Regions from separate parts of the Homo sapiens genome. Here region 2 is linked to region 1. The links are chromatin loops, found by intact Hi-C in ENCODE. Cell type or tissue: Caco-2. All regions are shown on one strand. Each heading gives the region's core, and the rest is flanking DNA. Links, peaks and the distances in the headings are about the cores only.

Region 1 (5,390 bases), core at 300-5,299:
TCAAAAAAAAAAAAAAAAAAGGAAGCAATTGACAATAGATTCCTCTCTAAAAGATCCATTGGTCATTTGGGAAAACAAAAAGGCAAAAGCCTTTTGGGAAGCCCCACACTGCTGCCAGAGCGAGGAGGCAGCCTGGGACTGTGACATGGGCCAAGGTAAGGGTAGTGTGGGAGACAGTCAAGCCTCCGATTACAGGTGCCATTTCCCAGGGGTCACCTTAGTCATCAGCCCAGACCCCAGGGCCAGGGCACACTGTGAACCCATTTTCAACTGTCTGCCTCCAGTTCTCAAGAGCAGAACAAAACCATTAGTGTTTAATATTTAAACAAAAACCTTTTATTATTAGTCACTTTAAGCCCGAGTGATGATTATTAAAACATAATGGATAGGGTCTTATTTTTAAAGCTTGATTTTTAATGACGGAGATAGAAATCAGAACTAAAAAAAGATTGAGCTCCCTTGTTCTCTAGAGAGTGTTCTTTCTTCAGGTCAGAGCCTTGGGGAGATTTCCTGGCTCCTCTAAAAGCTGGAGCTGCCTTTCTCACCCCAGAAATCTGTCTCTTTACATATGTAGGCAGAAGAGTGTCCCCAGGAAGAACCTGGACACTTCCCACATGGCACACTAGGCTGACTTCCCACATGTGGGAACTTAGGGCCACGGCCAAGGTAAGAAGCCAGTGCTGCTACCAGCCGCCAGCCACAGCTCCTGAGCCCTCGGCCATGGGACATCTGACCTGCCCTGTGGCAGACGACTCCAGGTACAGGGTCCCAGGTATTTGGAATAAGCTTATATTTTTATGGCTGGTCACTTCTGGGGGGTTTTGTGAAGTTGGTTGATTCTTCTTTATTTACTAGGACAACAGAGCCTGCTCCACACACTGGAACCAGAGGTGGATGAGGACTGAAGGAGGAAGAGGAGAAGGCAGAGGGCCTGGCCCAGCCTCTTCACTCCGCCGACCCTTGCAGGTGTCAGTTCAAAGTCCTGAGTGGAGCTCCCGGATGACTGCACAACCAGGGGCCAAGCAGATTAGCCGACTCCAGTGGAGCAGGCTAGAGACCTATAACTGGGAGTGGGGGAATCCCTTGAATTATAAAATCAAAAAATATAAAATTCCAGGCCAGGCATGGTGCCTCATGCCTGTAATCCCAACACTTTAGGAGGCCAAAGTAGGAGAACTGCTTGAGCTCAGGAATTTGAGACCAGCCTGGGCAACCCCATCTCTACCAAATAGATAATATATGTAATATATGTATAACTTATACATATAAATATTATATATATGTTATAACTGTACTCCTAGGAGTTATATATATTACATATAGTTTTATATATATATATTTCTATATATAGAGCTACATATATATTTTATGTATAATAGTTTATATATTATATATAACTCCTAGGAATATAGTTATAACATATGTACAGTTGTTATAACATATATACAGGAATACAGCTATAACATATATAAATATATAACATATATTACTATATATGTTATCTATCTGTAAATATTATCTATATATTACTATATATGTTATCTATCTGTAAATATTATCTATATAGAGCTATATGTGTGTAACTGTATTTTATATATATGCATAACTCCTAGGAATACATTTATAACACATATGTATAAATATAATATATAGTTTTATATATATATAACTGCTAGGAATACAGTTTAATAAGTCATGTGCATGACATGTGAAGAAAATAAGAAAATTCTATTGAGAAACATAAGATGTTTGACTGCAGGGAAAACTACATCCTCTTTTTTAACATGTACTATATATTGTAAAAATAACAATTCTTTGAAATAAAACTAAATTTAATGCAAATCCAAATCAAAAATCATTTGGGACTTTTTTCTTTGTTATGGAAAAAAATTTATTTCAAATTTCTTCTGAATGAATAAGCATGCATAAATAGCCAGGCAAATTAATGAGAGAGCATTTGTCCTATTGGATATTATAAGCATACAAGTATAAACATTAAACCATTATATAATAACAGAAAGCCCAATAGCACAGAATCCATAATTCAGAAACAGACTCATGTGTGTGTGAGAACTTGATATATGATCAAGGTGGACTATCAACAAAATGGGTTGGATAAACTGACTAATCATTTGGAAAAAATAGAAATAACAAATCTCTATGCCCAAATTAAGCTTCAGAAGGAGCAAATACCTAGACATAAAAATATACATTTTTATTAAAGTACTGAAATAAAACTTAGGTAATTGATTTATAATCTTAGCACACAACTTTTTAGATGGTCACTTGACCCTATGTATTAGTATTTTAAAGTTTGAATCAACAATTCCATTCGTGGGATTTTTTTTCCCCCGAAGCCATAATGGGTCAAGGTGACAGAGAAAGATATACAAGTCTGGTCATTAAGCATTTTTGTAATGGTGAAAAATTGGAAACAACTTAAATGTTGATTAAATAAATTATAGCATACCCATACAATGAAACCCAAACAGCCAATTAGAATAATGATATATCACCACACTGATACTCCATTGCCTGAGCACTGTTGGTAGGAAAGCCTGCTCCTGTTACAGCCCTGACAGCAGTTTATGTCTATGCCTGCTGATCCATCCTCACCAACACCAGGGGGTGTTGTTCACATGCTTGTTATCTAGAGCTGTCCTTTCTGCCCATCAACAGACAGTTCTGCCCATGGGCACAGGCAATTGGTCTCAACTGCGCATGGTTTGCCCTGTAATGCCCTCCAAATGACCAGCTGAAAAGATTGATAGTCTAGAGCAGAGGACCTGCGGCACCTGATCCACAGACCAGACAGTTAGGAGGCTTCTTTGTCCTCCCAGAAGTGCAGGCAAAGTTTTGGTGTTCATCAAATGAGTGATCAATGACAGGTTATCACACCTACTGCAAAAATATATGGCACTTCCCTCTCCACCTCCACAGTGGGCTGTGAAAATTAATTGAGTTCAGGCTGTGAAAAACTTAAGCTGCTACATGAAATGCAAAATCATTAAGCTTCAGAGATTGTAACATTCTGCTTGTGGCCTTGGGACTGAAACACCAGATGTCATGCCCAATAATGACTTCACTTTTCATCCAACTTCAACAACTCAAGATTGAGCGCATTTTGGGTTTTGACCTTGCACTGCTATACTGAGATTCAGCAGAAGTTAACTACCCGCAAGACTCCCTCCAGAGAACTGAGGCCTCAGGATCATCTTCAACACCTTCACCCAGAGTACGGAGACAAAACCCTTGCCACATAGACCTGCCACACCACAATACCAGGTGGAGATGCACCGTTGCTTGAGTTGGTGAGTGAGAAGGGCCATTGCTTGTGTTATCTGAGGGCTGTGGAGGAAAGAGAATTAGGTAAGTTCATTTAGAACTAACTAGAACACTTTTCAAAAAGATGTCTCAGTGTGGGGCATAGTTAAGACATATATTTCAGAGTAATCATCTCCAAATGAGTGATTTTTGTTTTCTTGCCTATTTCCTGATTTACTTGAGTTGTCCTGGCTCAAGGAATAAAGAAGGCATTTATACAATAAAAGTGGTGTGAGTCACCCTTTCTAACCTTTAAGATTGGTTTTCAAACTGTTAAAAATTCTTGTAGGTCCACCAAGAAAGTTGCCATAGAAGCCTGAAGTTACGACAGCTTATAAGGAAGTGGTTATCGATTATGACGGATGGAGAAAATGTAAGCTGCCTATGTTTCATTCAGACTCATACTAGCTCTGGTTAGAGAAATCAATTAAAAGGAGGAAAAGATGAGGAAGTTCTGCAAAAATAAATTCAAGGGTCAACTAGCAGTGGATAAAGACACAACTATGATCTCTGTGACTTCTTTCCTCTTTTATTTGACATTTTTTCACTTCCGCATGATAAAGAAAATAGAGACATGGCATGCTGGAAAGAAAACTAAAGCTATTTCTTTAATGAAGTCCACTAACCTCGGAAGGAAGACTGAAGTATTCTTGTGGCTTCAACAGACAAATGATAGTAGCTGCTAAGACAGAAACTGCTTGGAAAGACTATTGATTTTAGATTCAGAGAAAATGAATAAGGAAAAGTTTAAGATTGATGAGAAAGGTATACAATGTGCTACGAGAATTTTTTCTAAAAGTCACGTTTAAAAAAACGAGTTTATAGTGGATTTTAGGTTAAATTCCTTTAATAAAGGGTTACATGTTTCCTGACTATGTATAAGAAATTCATGAATGTGACTCTAAGAGACTTGAATAAAAGGACCCACATGTCTTTTGCCCTGTGATGGCCTGCCTAAATTGCAGGGCTATAAAAAGGAAAACCACCTTTAAAAGCTTCAACCCTAAGTTGACTTTATCTTATAGAAGAAAGAATTTCATGTGTATGCTAAATATATACATATAGCATATAATGTATATATAATTTCCTGATAAAATCTTCTGTTTTAGTGTACTTGCATCTGGGTACATAACCTCCCCACATCTCTTTGGTATTCTTATTTGTTCTGCTTTTCCATTTTACATATTTTCCCCAAGTGCCAAACATTAATAAAATTGCTAGCATTGATTATTTTTCCTTCACTAATACATCCCTTTGAGCCTATTTCCCCAGAAACAAATAACTAGAGACAACCTATCCTTTGCTGACACATGAAAATCCTATAATTGCAGACAGGAACAAAGATTCTAAAGGAAGTCTCTGTCTTCAGTTCTTAGATTATTGTCCCCCCATCTTCTAGCCCTCCCCTCATCCCCATTCATCTGACCCCTGTTCTGTTGTGACAGATTGTTATAATAATGACAGTGAATCATGGCTTTCTGGGTCTATGTCCCTTTGATCCTTCCATTAAAAGATGGAGTCTATTTCTCCACCTCTTGAATCTGGAAGGTCCTTGAAACCCACTTGGACCAATAGAATGTAGCAGAAGTAGCACCATGCAAGTTCTAGAGGCTAGGTCTTAGGACCCTGAGACCACCATGCTGTGAAGAAGTCCATTCTGGTCTATTGGAAGATAAGAGACTGTGTGAAAAAGAACAGAGACACCCCATCTCACAGTCAGCACCATCTGCTGACAGTAAGTGATACCATCTTAGACCCTCAGCCCCAAACTCCCAGGTGACGACAGCCAGTAAGTGAGCCCAGGCAAGACAAGTAACAGAACCACCCAGATTTCCAGCCCAAGGATCCTTAGAGATAATAAATCACTGTGCTTTTTAAGCCACTCAGTTTTAGGGTGGCTTGTTATACAGCAATTGATAACTGGTACATCCTCCAAGAAACTATGTCTTGCAGAAAGAGTTCTACAAAAGGATGAGAAATAAACCATAATTTAACCTCCTTCCTTTGATCTACTCCCACCCCGGGTGCACATTCTCCTGCAGCCTACATTCTGGAAACATGCCATT
Region 2 (5,390 bases), core at 273-5,272, 120 kb after region 1:
ACAAGTTGTATGATGCTCCACCTCAAAATGGTGAAAACACTAAAACTAAGAAGTGGCATAGGCTATGCATGGGTTGGCCATAAAGTAATCAGAGTTTCTTTAATGGATTGTTAATTTCCTCTACAGATAATTTCATAGCTGTAAGTTAGCAAGATGATAATGACAAGTCATTACAGTTAATACTCTGAGGTATTCATTTAGAGTCATATGCTCTAGTGTGACTGGTTTTCTCAGTCTTGTTACTATAAAGATATGTATGCTTTGTGGGCTCAAGAATCAGAAAGATCTAAATCCAAATTCTGGCTCTGACCCAAGCCGTGTGAACATGGCAAGTTACTCTCCAAGTCTTGGTTCCTTTATCCGTAAAATGGTGATAAACATACCTCATAGGATTGTTGTAAAGAGTAATTAAGCGACACATATAAAATGCTTACTCTAGTGATCAGTTCACAGCAAGTACTCAATTAAACTATTACTATTCGTTTCTCATGGTGCTATAGGAATTCCGGTTGAAGCGAACCACTATCACTATATGGTCAGAAAAAAATATAATGGGACAAACAACCCCTAGGCTAGGACTTAAAGCAGAAGGGATATTTGCACAGGCAGCAGAGACCAATGCTTCTCAAGTTTTAAGGTGAATTTCAATTATCCAGGGATCTTACTGAAAAGCAGATTCTCAGGAGGTCTGGGGTGGGCTGTGAGATTCTGCATTCTTAACAAGCTCCCAGGTGATGCCCATCCTGCTGCTTGACCCACACTTTGAATACAAAGGGTCTAGATCACTGACAAGCAGAATGATGTAAGCCAGGACTAAGGGTGTAGATATACAGTGTGTTGAACGACAGGTACAGTCAGTCTGGCAGAAGTAAAGTTAACAGAAAATACCATGAAAAAGTTTGGAAAGTAGGATGAAGCCATATTCTGGCAGGCTGTGAAAGGCTTGTTGATTTTATACTTCATTGTGTAGTAGACAGCTGTGAGCGGGAGAACAATAGCTTGGTGGAGGTCAGGGAGGGTGGCTCACACCTGTAATCCCAACACTTTGGGAAGCTGAGGCAGGACTGCTTGAGTCCAGGAGTTCGAGAACAGCCTGGGCAACATAGTGAGACCTAGTCTCTACAAAAAGTACTGAAAAATTAGCCAGGTGTGGTGGCACACACCTGTAGTCCCAGCTACTTGGGAGATGGAGGTGGGAGGATTGCTTGAGCCCGGGAGTGCAAGGCTGCACTGAGCTGTGATCGCGCCTCTGCACTCCAGCCTGGGTGACAGAGCAAGACCTTGTCTCTAAAAAGAGAAAAGAATAACCTGGTAAGACAGCATCTTCACACACTCTGGTATTTATCTGTACAACACATCTGAACAAACAGGGGCTGAAGATGAAGAGGTCCGAGCAAGACTGCTCCAGTCAGGGTCCTTTCATCTGGGAGAAAGTGAAATCCCTTCAAACCAGTTTGAATAACAGGAAGTGGGGAGGTGGTTACTGCAAGGCCACAGTGCTCAGAAGGTGCAGGGGTGGATTCAGATCGAGGCCACCTCTTTCTCACGTAATCTCTAGGGACTTCTCTTCTTCTTTCCACACATCTGCTCACCCACCTTTGTCCTGCAGCAGGCTTTCCCTTAAATTCCTCTCACATATGGCCCAGAGTAGCCCGTGGATTTTTTATTTACTCTCCATGACTCACTGGAAACTTGTCTGTGTCTTTTAATTCAAATTCCTACAAGAAAATACAAACAGGTCACACAATACATAGGTCATTGTGAACGGGCTACTCTTCTCTGTGAGGTAGGATCAGAGGGAAGACAAGATCATGCAACTCAGTAGAGGCAATGTGCCACAGCAGATTAAAAAGGCTGTGGGCAGGTACCCCAATACATGTATGTTTAATGGGAAAAAATGTTCAAGTATAGTTTATCCTTAAAAAAAAAAAAAAAAGGCATCTCCTTGTTCCTCCTCATCCAGACTTCTCCAAATCAGCCTCCACTATCTCCACTTCCTGAACTCACATTTGCTCACCCCACTGCAGTCTGGCTTCTGCCTTCTTTTCCCCCACCCCAATAGTGCCCTAAGTCTGCACTATCAGAAGTCACCTGTGATTTCACAAGTCACTAAATACCAAAAACACTAACGTCAGTGTCTCTGTGGCTCCAATTCTGCCTTGTGTCAATAAGTACAGGGAATCTAGTTTCTCCACCAATATGCCCAAACAAATCCAATCACATCAAATATATCAGTTTGAATGAGGTAGTAATAAGGTGAGATTACACAATGAACATAATTTCATTTGACAAATTCTTTCCTCTGACATTTGCCTTTACTCAGTTTGTTCCTCTCCATATTCACCAAGGACAGCTCCTAGCCCCTCTGAAAGCTTGAAGCCAGCTGATCCCCAGAATCAAGGTTCAGTATTCTCCAACTTGAATGGTGATCTCACAAGAGGGAGTTCTCATCCCATACTCCTACTAGTGGAGAAGTGTCACCTTGCGGTTTCTTCCTGCACCATCTGCCAGATATGCGTGACTGTCCACTGTCCAATCATCTGAAGGTTCCTGTAGGCTGGGGGCTATCGTCCCATGAACAAGGTGAACAGAGATCCCCAGGAGCCAGCTTAGGCTCCAGTCCCACTGAGATCTAGGCGCAGGCTGATTCCCACAGAGGTCAGCTATGAGTTAAGTACAGCTCATAACTTCTTGGAGAATTCAGAGTCCAACCGTATTTAGGGAAGACTATTTATTCTCCTATTACGGTTTAGATTTGTTTTCTGGTAATAACAGGTATCCCTCAGTTAATGGCAACTCCTCTCTCCAGTGCTTGGGCCAGGTGCTTTCTCTCACAGTTCATACCCAATATATCAGCAAATTCTGTTGGCTGTACCTTTAGTATATATCCAGAACCCAACCACTTTTCACTACATCCATTACTACCATCCCATCCATCAAGGCCATTCCAGTCACAGATAACCCAGATTAGCACAACCGCTTCCTTGTCTGCCTCAGCCCTCCCCCCTCACACTAGCCAGAGGATCGTTTTAAAATGGAAGTCAGAGTATATGACTCCTCTCTTCAAAACCTCAGGTGGCTTCCCATCTCACTCAAAAGCCCTATGGCTTTTGCTTACAGTCCTTGTAATAGTCCACAAGGTCCTACATCTGTGCTTCCACGCCCCTGACTTCATATAAAGCTCTTCCATCTTTACTCCATTCTAGCCACACTGGCCATCTTGGAAAATACTAGCAATGGCTAATATTTTTTGAGCACTTACTCTGTGCCATGTACTTCTTTAAATTTACTTAATCCTTCAGAACTGAGACTCTGAGAGGTTATACAACTTGCTCAAGGTTACACAACTGGTAAGCAGCAAAACTGAGGATGAAACCCAGAGTATGGCTGCAAAGCCACAGTCTCAGCCATATATATAGTATAGCTATATACTGCCTTTAATACGTATTTTTATTAGAGCTACTTTCTAAATATTTGTCATTTTTTCCCTTGATCTGAGAATATTTTTTAAAATTCCAGGTAATTAGATATTTCATTTTAATTCATTTTTAATTTTGTAATTTGAGATTCTTTTGGCTTGATAGCCAATTTCCATACGACTCAGTTTCTTGACAAGGTGTATTGTTTCAAAATTACAATATTTAACATCTCTATTAGATCTACCTTATTTTAATCCCTTATATACTTTGATATGTGACTTTCTGCACAATCAGTTTTCATCTTTATCTCATCATTAGTTCTTTGAGCTCTTTTTCAGAATTCAAGTTCTCTAATTTATTTGCGAGTATGGAGAATGTCTGAAGTCTTTCCTGGGATATTCTTTTGATAGCTGTTTTTTTCTTTTGTAGGAGGGCAGAGATGTTGGGTTGTGGTAACTATTCATAGTTCCCCTGCTGATTCCTTTTTGCCACTAGTCGCCTTCTGAGGATGGCAGGTCTATCTAGGCCCTCTGTTTACAAAATCCATGACATTGTAAGAGATTGGCCACCTGAAACAGCTGGTAGCTTCAACTTGAGTTTCATGATACAATCTCACTGAGGAGTAGGGGGCAGATCCCATCCTTAGTTTTTGCCTTGCCTCTGTAGAGTATGAGGTAGGCATGGCTGACAGTGAAGCCTGTCATGGGTTCTCTAGAGACCCATCTGTTGTTTCTCTCAGCTGAATTCAGTCTCCACCTGCAAGTGGATTGTGCAGCTGTATTTTCCTTGGTGATTTCTCACTTCAGGATTTGAAGGCTAGAATGCAGAAAGTGCAGTGTTTCAATGAGATTTCTCATCAATTCCACACCCTTGTCACTTAAGATGAATGAACTGAGTTACTGCAGGGGTGTCCAAAATGTGTCTTGGGCCCAGTGGAAGCCCTTTAATCATCTTTGTCACACCTACCAGAGGATCTTCGAGTGTGTTTTTCAGGGTGGTGACGCTTTCAGAGAATTCATTCTCGAGCTTCAGAAGTCTATCCCAATTTATTTTGGTTTTAGTCCAAAAATATTTGGTGGATATTCTTCCTACTTTGTGGTATAAACTTAGGCTTTCTCCCCACTCCCCCTTAACTGAAGTTTCCTAGTTATTTAAATCCTCCTGTTTTCAACAGTTGCAATAGCATGGAAAGTAAAATGTCTTCTGGTTTAAAAAGTGAAATAATCAGGACTCCTTGATAGTCTATATCCCAGGTAATTGAAAAAATGATGTATCACAATGATGATGGTGGGTAGAAGGGCTGTAGTGGGAACAGAAAAGGATGATGAAGTCACAGGAAATACAAATAATCAGTAATTAGTCCAGGCACAGTGGCTCATGTCTGTAATCCCAGCATTTTGGGAGACCGAGGCAGGAGGATGGCTCAAAGTCAGGAGTTTGAGACCTGCCTGGGAAACACAGGGAGACCCTGTGTCTATGAAAAATATTTTTAAAAATTAGTTGGGCATGGTGGTATGCACCTGAAGTTCTAGTTACTCGGGAGGGTGAGGCAGGAAGATCGCTTGAACCTAGGCGTTCAAGGTTGCAGTGAGGTATGATCATATCACTGTACTCAAGTCTCGGTGACAGAACAAGACACTGTCTCTAAAAAATAAAAATAAGTAAAACAAATAATCAGTCACCAGAGATCATAATTAAAGTCCAGAAGTCAGTAAGGGACACAGACTGGGAATTACTCATCAGAGCTGAAGCTGCAAATAATTTGTCGCACAAATAAAGTTTATTTTTTCTCAGAGTCACAGTATTTAGTCTTATCTACAGTGTAATCAAGTTGGGCCATTTAAAATGATAAGCTCTAGTTTAAGAGGTCAAAAGCAGCAAGTAAGGCAAGAAGACACAGAGCTTGGTCTCAGAATCAGGTCTGGATGAGATTACAGCCTAAGACATAATAAATAGGAATCAAAACAAAAC

Evidence for each region. A loop is a pair of places that touch in the nucleus more often than their neighbours do. Peaks named below come from ENCODE experiments on the same cell type or tissue, not always from the same donor. Only the 100,000 strongest peaks of a DNase experiment are listed, where the experiment ranks them.
Region 2: a loop joins it to region 1, with 7 times the contacts of the local background. A loop is called at or near these places in 3 of 110 quality-filtered maps.

Annotation. Positions count from the first base shown.
Region 1 is chr13:32,908,944-32,914,333 of GRCh38, reverse strand. LINC00423 (long intergenic non-protein coding RNA 423) reads left to right here and starts at 2,682. Exons shown (of 5, transcript NR_047020.1): 1 at 2,682-3,311; 2 at 3,614-3,697. In Caco-2, for the core only: a CTCF peak has its summit at 2,608 (motif pointing right); a DNase peak (open chromatin) is centred at 2,593.
Region 2 is chr13:32,787,966-32,793,355 of GRCh38, reverse strand. No RefSeq gene overlaps it. Among named protein-coding and RNA genes, the nearest start is that of LINC00423, 120 kb to the left of the region's middle. In Caco-2, for the core only: a CTCF peak has its summit at 2,458; a DNase peak (open chromatin) is centred at 2,505.